Linked DNA regions of Mus musculus: region 1 is linked to region 2. Evidence: chromatin loops called from intact Hi-C (ENCODE). Cell type or tissue: heart. All regions are shown on one strand.

The links. Peaks named below come from ENCODE experiments on the same cell type or tissue, not always from the same donor. Only the 100,000 strongest peaks of a DNase experiment are listed, where the experiment ranks them.
Region 1: it touches region 2 in a loop (1.9-fold over the local background); 1 of 42 quality-filtered maps calls a loop at or near these places.

The regions. Positions count from the first base shown.
Region 1 is chr13:44,946,667-44,950,666 of GRCm38, forward strand. All of the region lies in intron 7 of Dtnbp1 (dystrobrevin binding protein 1), which reads right to left. Among named protein-coding and RNA genes, the nearest start is that of Dtnbp1, 53 kb to the right of the region's middle. In heart, no CTCF peak of the experiment used is centred here; a DNase peak (open chromatin) is centred at 2,345.
Region 2 is chr13:44,837,732-44,841,731 of GRCm38, forward strand. All of the region lies in intron 2 of Jarid2 (jumonji, AT rich interactive domain 2), which reads left to right. Among named protein-coding and RNA genes, the nearest start is that of Jarid2, 110 kb to the left of the region's middle. In heart, no CTCF peak of the experiment used is centred here; DNase peaks (open chromatin) are centred at 2,380 and 2,980; H3K4me3 peaks cover 1,261 bases; H3K27ac peaks cover 1,235 bases.

The DNA of each region.
Region 1 (4,000 bases), 110 kb after region 2:
TTATTTGTTCTCAGAATTAATTTAGCGGTAATTACTTACTGATAATACATAGTAAATAAAGCTCTCACTATAGTATTTATAGGTTCAAATCAGGTTAAATTTAATTTCAGCTTTGTAATACTATTTCATCTGTATACCATGCAAATGTAAGAGTTCTAAATGAAAGCAGCTAAGGAAAAACATGACATAAAGTCCCACCTACAGGGGGTCCTCTGACTGTTTTCCTGGAGTCCTGGAGATGACATGATTAAGAACTGAGCAAACGGGCAGAAGCACGCTGGTCCAGAGGAACCCCAGTTACCAGGCAGCTCCCCTCACGTGCATCTTCTGAGATGGAGAACAAAGGAAGCGAGGCTGCAGCCAGAAGCTGGCTTGGTTTTCCTCCAAAGAAAATGTGTTGAGCCTTTTGGTTTCCCGATGATTCTGATGGCTTAAGCAGACAGACATGGGAATCTCCTGCCTCTATAAAGCAAAATGCAAGCTCTCAGGGGCTCTGGCATACAAAGATGCACGCACTGATCTGGGACCATACCAAATGATGCTGAAAATAGGGGTGGGCTGGGCTGGAAATATACTAAGTCCTTCTGAACTTGTCATCTAGGTGCAAAGATGCAAGAGAAGCATCTAAACAGCACAAGAAACATTAATGTCTGAAGGTGGACAAATTAAAATAAAGGATAGGTTTGCTTTATAATACATAGGCATCTTTAAATTTCCCCCATCACATTTAAATGTAGCTTTAATAAAGGCTCCCTGGAATTCAGTAGCACTACCCAGTGGCTTGGAATGTACAGCAAGCCCTCAAATGTCACACTTCTGACAGTTACAGTAACTGGCAGCCGAGCCCTGCTTTAGAACTGCATAGCCCATAAACGTTCTCTGCTGTTCTTCTTCAATCAACCTTTCTACATTCTCTTTTCCCCTTTTAGGCAAATACACTAAAAAAACAAAACAAAACAAACAAACAAACAAAACAACTTCCTTTAACCTAACACTCTCTCTCCCATTCTCCTTTTTTCCTTTAGCCTTACTTTTGTTGTTTTGTTAATTTGAGACTGGTTCTTGCTTTGCTGCCAGACTAGTGGACTCATGGGCTGGAGCATCTGAAGGAAGGAGCTGAGCTCACAGGCACATGCCAGCACGTGCAGCTCACCCTAAGCTCCCAGATCTTGGATCTGCTCTTCTCCACCCTACCCTCCTAAGAGATCCCAGAAATTATAAAGCAGATCTACCCTGTGAGTTCTAACTGGAACTCCTTGGGTTCAGATGAACCTCCACGCTCCCTTGAGCATGCACTCCCACAAGGAACAACAATCTTTAACATAAGCCTTTCAAATTTGATAATGTACATATATAACTCAACCTCTATATATAATGTTATTACAAATACAGGTACTGTATTGAGATGGTAGCTCAGTTTGTAGAGTTCTTGCCTTGGAACGCATTTGATGCCCAGCGTCACACAGATGTGACGCAGTGGGGAGCACCTCCAATCCCAGCACTCAGAGTCAGGCAGGAGGTTCAGAAGCTCAGTCATCTACAGTGATGAGGCCAGCCTGAATTACATGAAAAACTGCCTCAAGAACAAACAGCGTACAAAATTAACATCTAAAAAGATCGCAGAAAGAAAGAAAAATGAGACAAGTTCTAGAAGTGAGGAACAAAGCTAACCAAGTGAAGATGCCAGCCAATAAGCCTGAGGACTCCAGTTCAGTACTCACGAGGTGGGAAGGAAAGAGTTCACAGGCTGTCCTCTGGTTACTCAAGCACACATGCACGTGCGGACACACACACACACACACACACACACACACATGCATGCATGCGTGTGAACATACGTGGGCCTCCCTCCCTGTTCCCTCTGTGGAGATCACTGGTCTAACCACAAAGCCCTGCGTATGCCTGACAGGAAGGCCGTCATGTACCACTTGCTCCCCCTGTGTCCAACTGTCCCTCACTTCTTCCCACGCATCAGATGCTTCGGTGATGACAAATTACTTGTAGTTCTTTCAGTGAACAAGAAATCCAAACTTTAGCTTCAGTTCTTGAAATAAATGTCCGTACATTCCTGCAGTGTTCTCACCCTTCCCACTGTCCTTCCTGTCCTCCTTCCCTGCAGGGACGTACCGGTCAGTCTGAGCGAGAGCTCCAGTTGATTACCCCGTGTTAAGTGTCTATTCCCCCTCTTGTAGGTAATACTCAAACTACGTTTGCCTTTCTATCCTGTAAGCTCTAGCAGTGTGTCAGATCCATGAGGGTAAAAGGTGGTTCTGTCATCCAACTTGAGTCTTTATCACTTAGTATTCCCAAACAGCAGCTAAAATAGCTTTGCCTCACATGTTGGAGCAGCTCCTGGACTGAAGCAGCTGTTACGCAAGCTCAACATGTACTACTATTAGTTTGATTTGAAGCACACTAAATGTTGCTATGTCACTGTAAGCACAAGGTACATTTCACAGTCACCCAGCAAGTGAGAATCCTAATATCTCTCAAGTCTCCAGTCAGGTGATATGTTGGTTTGAATGAAAATGGCTCCCCTGGGCTCTCAGCCACTGAGCCATCTCACCAGCCCCACCCACAGTTTTAATTCCATACTCAGTAAGCATTATCTTCTGACTGAAATTTCTTATATAAATTACCCACACTGCACTAGATTAAAAAAAAAAGAACAGAAATATAGATGGTATAGTTCATGTACAGAACCCTTCCTCTGAATTCTTTCTAATTTCTGACTATATGATTTATGGCAAATTTTAAAGGCTAACTCTATTAAGTTTCCCAAAGAGTTGCAATCCTCATTTATTATAATTGCCTTTAACTGTGAGGTTCCATTTTTATCCAGTATTTAATTTGAGCACAGAGAGCAGTACACTGCAGAGGTGGCTGTGTGAGCAGACACTCTCCCTAGCTAAGCTAGCTGTTGTATTTATGGAGATCGGTATCCGAGAGAGTGGCTAATGTCTCCTCTAAGTATTCAACAAGGACAGGTCCAGCTGGTGTAGCTTCCAGAGAAAAGGGTCTGGTGGTTCCTTGACAAACAAGGCAAACGTAATATATAAAACCATGCTAAGTCAAGTATTATACAATCAGAGAGGAATTGCTAACTGTAAATCTTTGTTCCTTTGCAGTGATACATTTTTAGACTTAAAATCTTAAGAGTAATTTTTAGGATTTATACATGGAATAAAAGCCTACTTTTAAAACTAGGGGCTGAAGAGATTGCTCAGCAATTCAGCCCACTTGCTGCTGTAACAGAGCATCTGGTTTGTTAGCTACACGGCAGCTCACTACCTTGTAACTTCAGTTCCAGAGGAGCCAACACCCTCTTCTGACCTCTATGGGCACTGCATACACATGATATATATACATTCATGCTACCAAAATATTGTTTCATGAAAATAAAATTAACCTAAATACCTGAGTTTGATCCCTGGGGCCCATGTAAAGGTGGAAAGAGTGACCAGACTCCACAGAGCTGTGCTCTGGTCTCCACACACACAGCCTCACACAAACAATAATAAAACTAACAGGTATGCTGCCAAGTGCCTTTCATCCCATCACTGAGGAGGTAGAGGCAGATAGACCTCTGTGTATTCATGGCCAGCCTGGTCTACTCAGCATAGTAAGACAGTCTCTTTAAAAAATTAAATGAAATTCTTTTCTTGCTGGATATGACAGCATACACCTACCATCCCAGCTACTGAGACAGAAGGAGCATGCATTTCGAGGCAAGCCTAGCTAATTTGGTGAGACTGTCCTAAAGCATAATTACAAAGGGATGGGCAGAGTTCAGAAGGAGACTGCTTTTCTAGCATGTATAAAGGACCTTTGTCCAGCCCTATTAACAAACTCTAGCTCTAAAAAAAAAATAAAATAAAAAATAAAAACCAAACCATCCTTTCTCTACTGTTTTTAATACTTGAAACTCCTCACCAAGCTTAAGGGAATGCAGCATTTGGGGAATTAAAAGTCTTCTCACTACTAGCATTGAAACAACAGT
Region 2 (4,000 bases):
TGTAGGCTTTGCTTTAACCCCTAACACGTGTTTACCTGCCTCTTCCTCCCGAATGCTGGGACCAACGCTGTGTCACCATTACCTACCTGTTTTGTTCTTTCAATTACAGTTTTGGTCTCTTGGTCTTTTCGATGTTGTTCAGAGCAGGCAATGTTTAAAAAGCTTTGGGACACTTGATTTTTGGAAGCTAATTAATAATACAACATAAGATTATAGACCCTTTCTATCTTGTTCTGCTTAGTAGGCCGTGTTCCTGTGACTTGCTCTAAGCCTACTCAGCCAGTAAGGACACTGGGACTGGAACATGCAGTCTTGTTCTGCTTGTACTATCCTTAGAGAAATACCTCACCAGACTAGATTCTCTCTCTAATACTCTACAACTGCATAGAGGCATCTTTAATTTTCAAATTATCCCATTTTGCAAAGAGCCCTGGCATTTTTTAATCTGGCCTTCTGTTCTGTACTCTAGACTACATTGTTGTGATGCCCACTTAAGGGTACTACCTCATTAATGACCACCATTTGATCCAATGGGAAAGGGAAACAGAGGGTTATAGTTAAGGTTAGACATTGAGTATTATCTCTTCTGACTCATTTCCCCACTATGAATGCTTTTTAGTTTAGTTGATTCTAGTGGTATTTTATTAGCACGAACAAACAAGTTAGCTGTATGAAATTTGTCACTCAATGTGGATCACTCTTTTGAGTTACTACAATTATTGGTATTATTATGTTATTGTATGGGATGGCCCCGATGCCACATTGGTTATCAGCACAACTGCATGTATTACCCAGTATGTGCAGGCCTCCCTCCCCTCTTTGGCATTTTAAGAATTATCAAGGCCATTTGGTAGGCTTGTGTATACATAATCCTGCTTGGTAGAGAGCCAGTGCACTAAAGCTTAGTAAAATAAAAATCTAAACAAATAATTACATGCAATTGTCCGTGTACCTGATTTTAATAATAACAATGGTTTTAGTATATTTGGTTATTATATATTAATATCTTATATTATATATTAATAAAAGTCAAATATTAGCCCAGTGTATCCTTTTTTCCACCTTTTTGGATCTTGTTTTAATAAATCACACCTAGGTGACAGGATCATTACAAGAAATTGGTCAAAAGGATCATTAGGGTGTAGGCATCCTTTGACACTGTTGGGAGATTCCTTACAGATACCAAAGCTCATGGAAGACTCATATTTGTAAAACTTTATAGCCAGGAATGTTCTTGTATCTAGTCTTCCACTACTCAGGATGTGTGACAGGAGAATTGTCAGTTCAGTTCCAGTTTGGACAAGATGGTGAGCTAAGGCCATCTTAGATCTTGGGGAGTATTAAGGGAAACTAGATTCTGAAACTTCATTTCTCTCCAACTGTATGTGTGATAGGTTTCCTCTATTGCACTTTCCCCAGAACTGGTCATCACCAAAGTATCTTGCCCATCTTCTTTCCAGTTTTCTGCAGTGGGTGCTTTCAGTATTGAAGAGCCTAGAGGAGCCCTGCAAAGAGGGAAACAGGGGTGGGGAGATTCTTGAATGGCCCCCCTGTCTAAAGAGACATGGTAACTTGGAGTGTGGTTGGAAACCAGACTATTCTAAGCCACAGCTTTATCATTTATACAATAGATTCGCACCATTCCATATGTGGGTATTACAGGCTTCAGAGGAGATTGTCACTTCCCTCTTCAGGAAGTGCTGAAATGCAGGAAATTTCTTAGGTGATCTAAGAAATGACCATGGTAACTGTCAGGCATCATACCCCAGGGAAAGCTAGTATCTGCCTTTACCATTTGCAATTAAATTATGACTATATTTTAAGAGCCCAGAAAGGTAAGAAAAACAGAGTCAACTTCTTAGGCTGGGGTGTTCCAGTCCTTGAGTGTGAACTTCAATTCAGTGCTCCGCTCCTGCTTTTAGACACCATCTTTACCTTTCTTGGAAGGACATAAAGAGAAGCATGTGGGTAGTGTAAAGCGTGTATTCTGCACATCAGCATTGTCAGATGAAGCTCAAAAGCTTCAAAGGAAATAAATGACGTTGAAAATAAAAAAAGACAGACAGACAGACAGACAGACAGACAGACACACACACACACACACACACACACTCCCTCCCTCCAGCTACTGGAGGCCAGTTGGATGCCTGCCTTTTTCACCCCTCTCAGCAGCTGCCAGGCTACAGAGCCTGTTTTGTGAAAGATCAAGAAACAATGAGGGAAAACAGCTTCAGCTTGATTAGATTAGATCAATTTATGTGCCTGGGGAGGGGCCTAGGCAGGGCTGGGGGAGGGGTGTCCTGTGCTGGCAGTGGCCCATGCCTGCCCATTCGGTCACTTCATAAGTAATGAAGCTCCCGTGGTGGCTGGAATTGCAGGAAGGGGGAGGGAGGAGGTGGAGGAGGAGCATGTGAAGAGAGATTTCTGCAGTCTGTCTGGAGAGCTGCCCAGGGTTCCCAGCCAAAAAAACAAACAAAAATAAATAAAAGCCAAGTGCTGAATGACACAGATTATGATATTAAAAAGGGATACTATTGAAACATTGCCCTGTTTCCTACTGTTGTTGGAAATGGGTGTGTGCAGAAGCGAGGGGCGGTTAGTGCACTGTACAACAGGCCATTCCTTGGACACAAAAGTCCGTACAATTAAATTGTGAATGCCCCTCGCCAACGTCCCCTCCCCCACCTCATGCCAGAAATTCTGTAATTTTGATTTGTCTGCATTGCAGGTCATGGAAATAGCAGGATGGAAAGCTAGTTTCTTTTGCCTTTTCTCATTTTAATTCATCAAAATGGTAAAAAGCGGGGAGGGGGAAAGTCAGCCAGATGCCCCCTCCTTTTCAGTGTTCAATTCTCTTCCAGGCACATAAATAATCTTCTCTCCCGACTGTCTCCCCTCCCCCTTGGCCCCCGCTGGTGTTCGGCTGTCCTATTGCCGCGCGGAATCTGCACTGCCGCTTGCTTATTACGTACAGGGGAGGATTGTTGACAAGTGCTCCGGAGCCTGCCTCACTGCGCTCTCCCTTCCTCCCTCCCTTCCTCTGTCCTTCTTCCTCTGTCTCTGCAATGATCCGGCTCTGAGGATGGCTGCTCCACGGGTCTGTCAGGTGCAGTTTTTGGTGGCTTATCTTGAGGAACCTGGGATAGAAGGTCTGTTCCTATAAATAAAAGAAAAAACAAATAGCTTGTGATTCATTTCAGTCTGATTTGGCTTTTGTTGGAGAAATAGGCCTTTGTGGGTTTTCCTGCTAGGGGTCCCGATTATATATCCATTATGGATGGCAAGGGACACACACACACACACACACACACAGTATTTAAAGTGTTTTGATTTAACATTATTTTAGATTTTTATATCTTCCCTAAGGGTAATGGTGGCTCCTAAGATACCATGGAAATTTACAAGAGAGAATTAATGTCGTTCTTAGCACATTAAGCTCTGTTGACCATTTTGACCAAATCTGCAGTTTAAATCTTGTATGAATTTAGACATTTCTCTGGGGATTGACCAGGCATTCAGCAATAGCAGATTTCTGTGTTAATGTTAATATGCCAGTGTATTTGTTTATTTGCCATCGTTTAGAAATAGATGCTTCATGAAAGTTAAGTCACTTCATTCTTACCCTACATCTAGTTGCTTTTATAAATAGAATGTTTGGTTTCATTTCCCTCATTTCATTCTTTTCATGTTATTCTTCCCTTAAAAGATGGAGGAAACTGAGGCATGTGAGTAGAAGCCCCATCCCTATGTGATTCTGGCTATACCAGAATGCTTTATACTCGGTGTTGCTTTGTTTTTAATTTTTGTACATCATTTCATATTTTCATTAGTGTGCATAAAGTCAGGTGTACCACTGGTCCGGTTGTGGGGCACATTATAGCCACATTCCTATAGTCTTGTATAGCTTTTCATTTTATTTCAATATTCGAAAGACTGTTCATCTGGGTAGCAGTAGGCCTTGGTAACTTATTTGCTATTCGTGTTTGGACTCTCAATATTG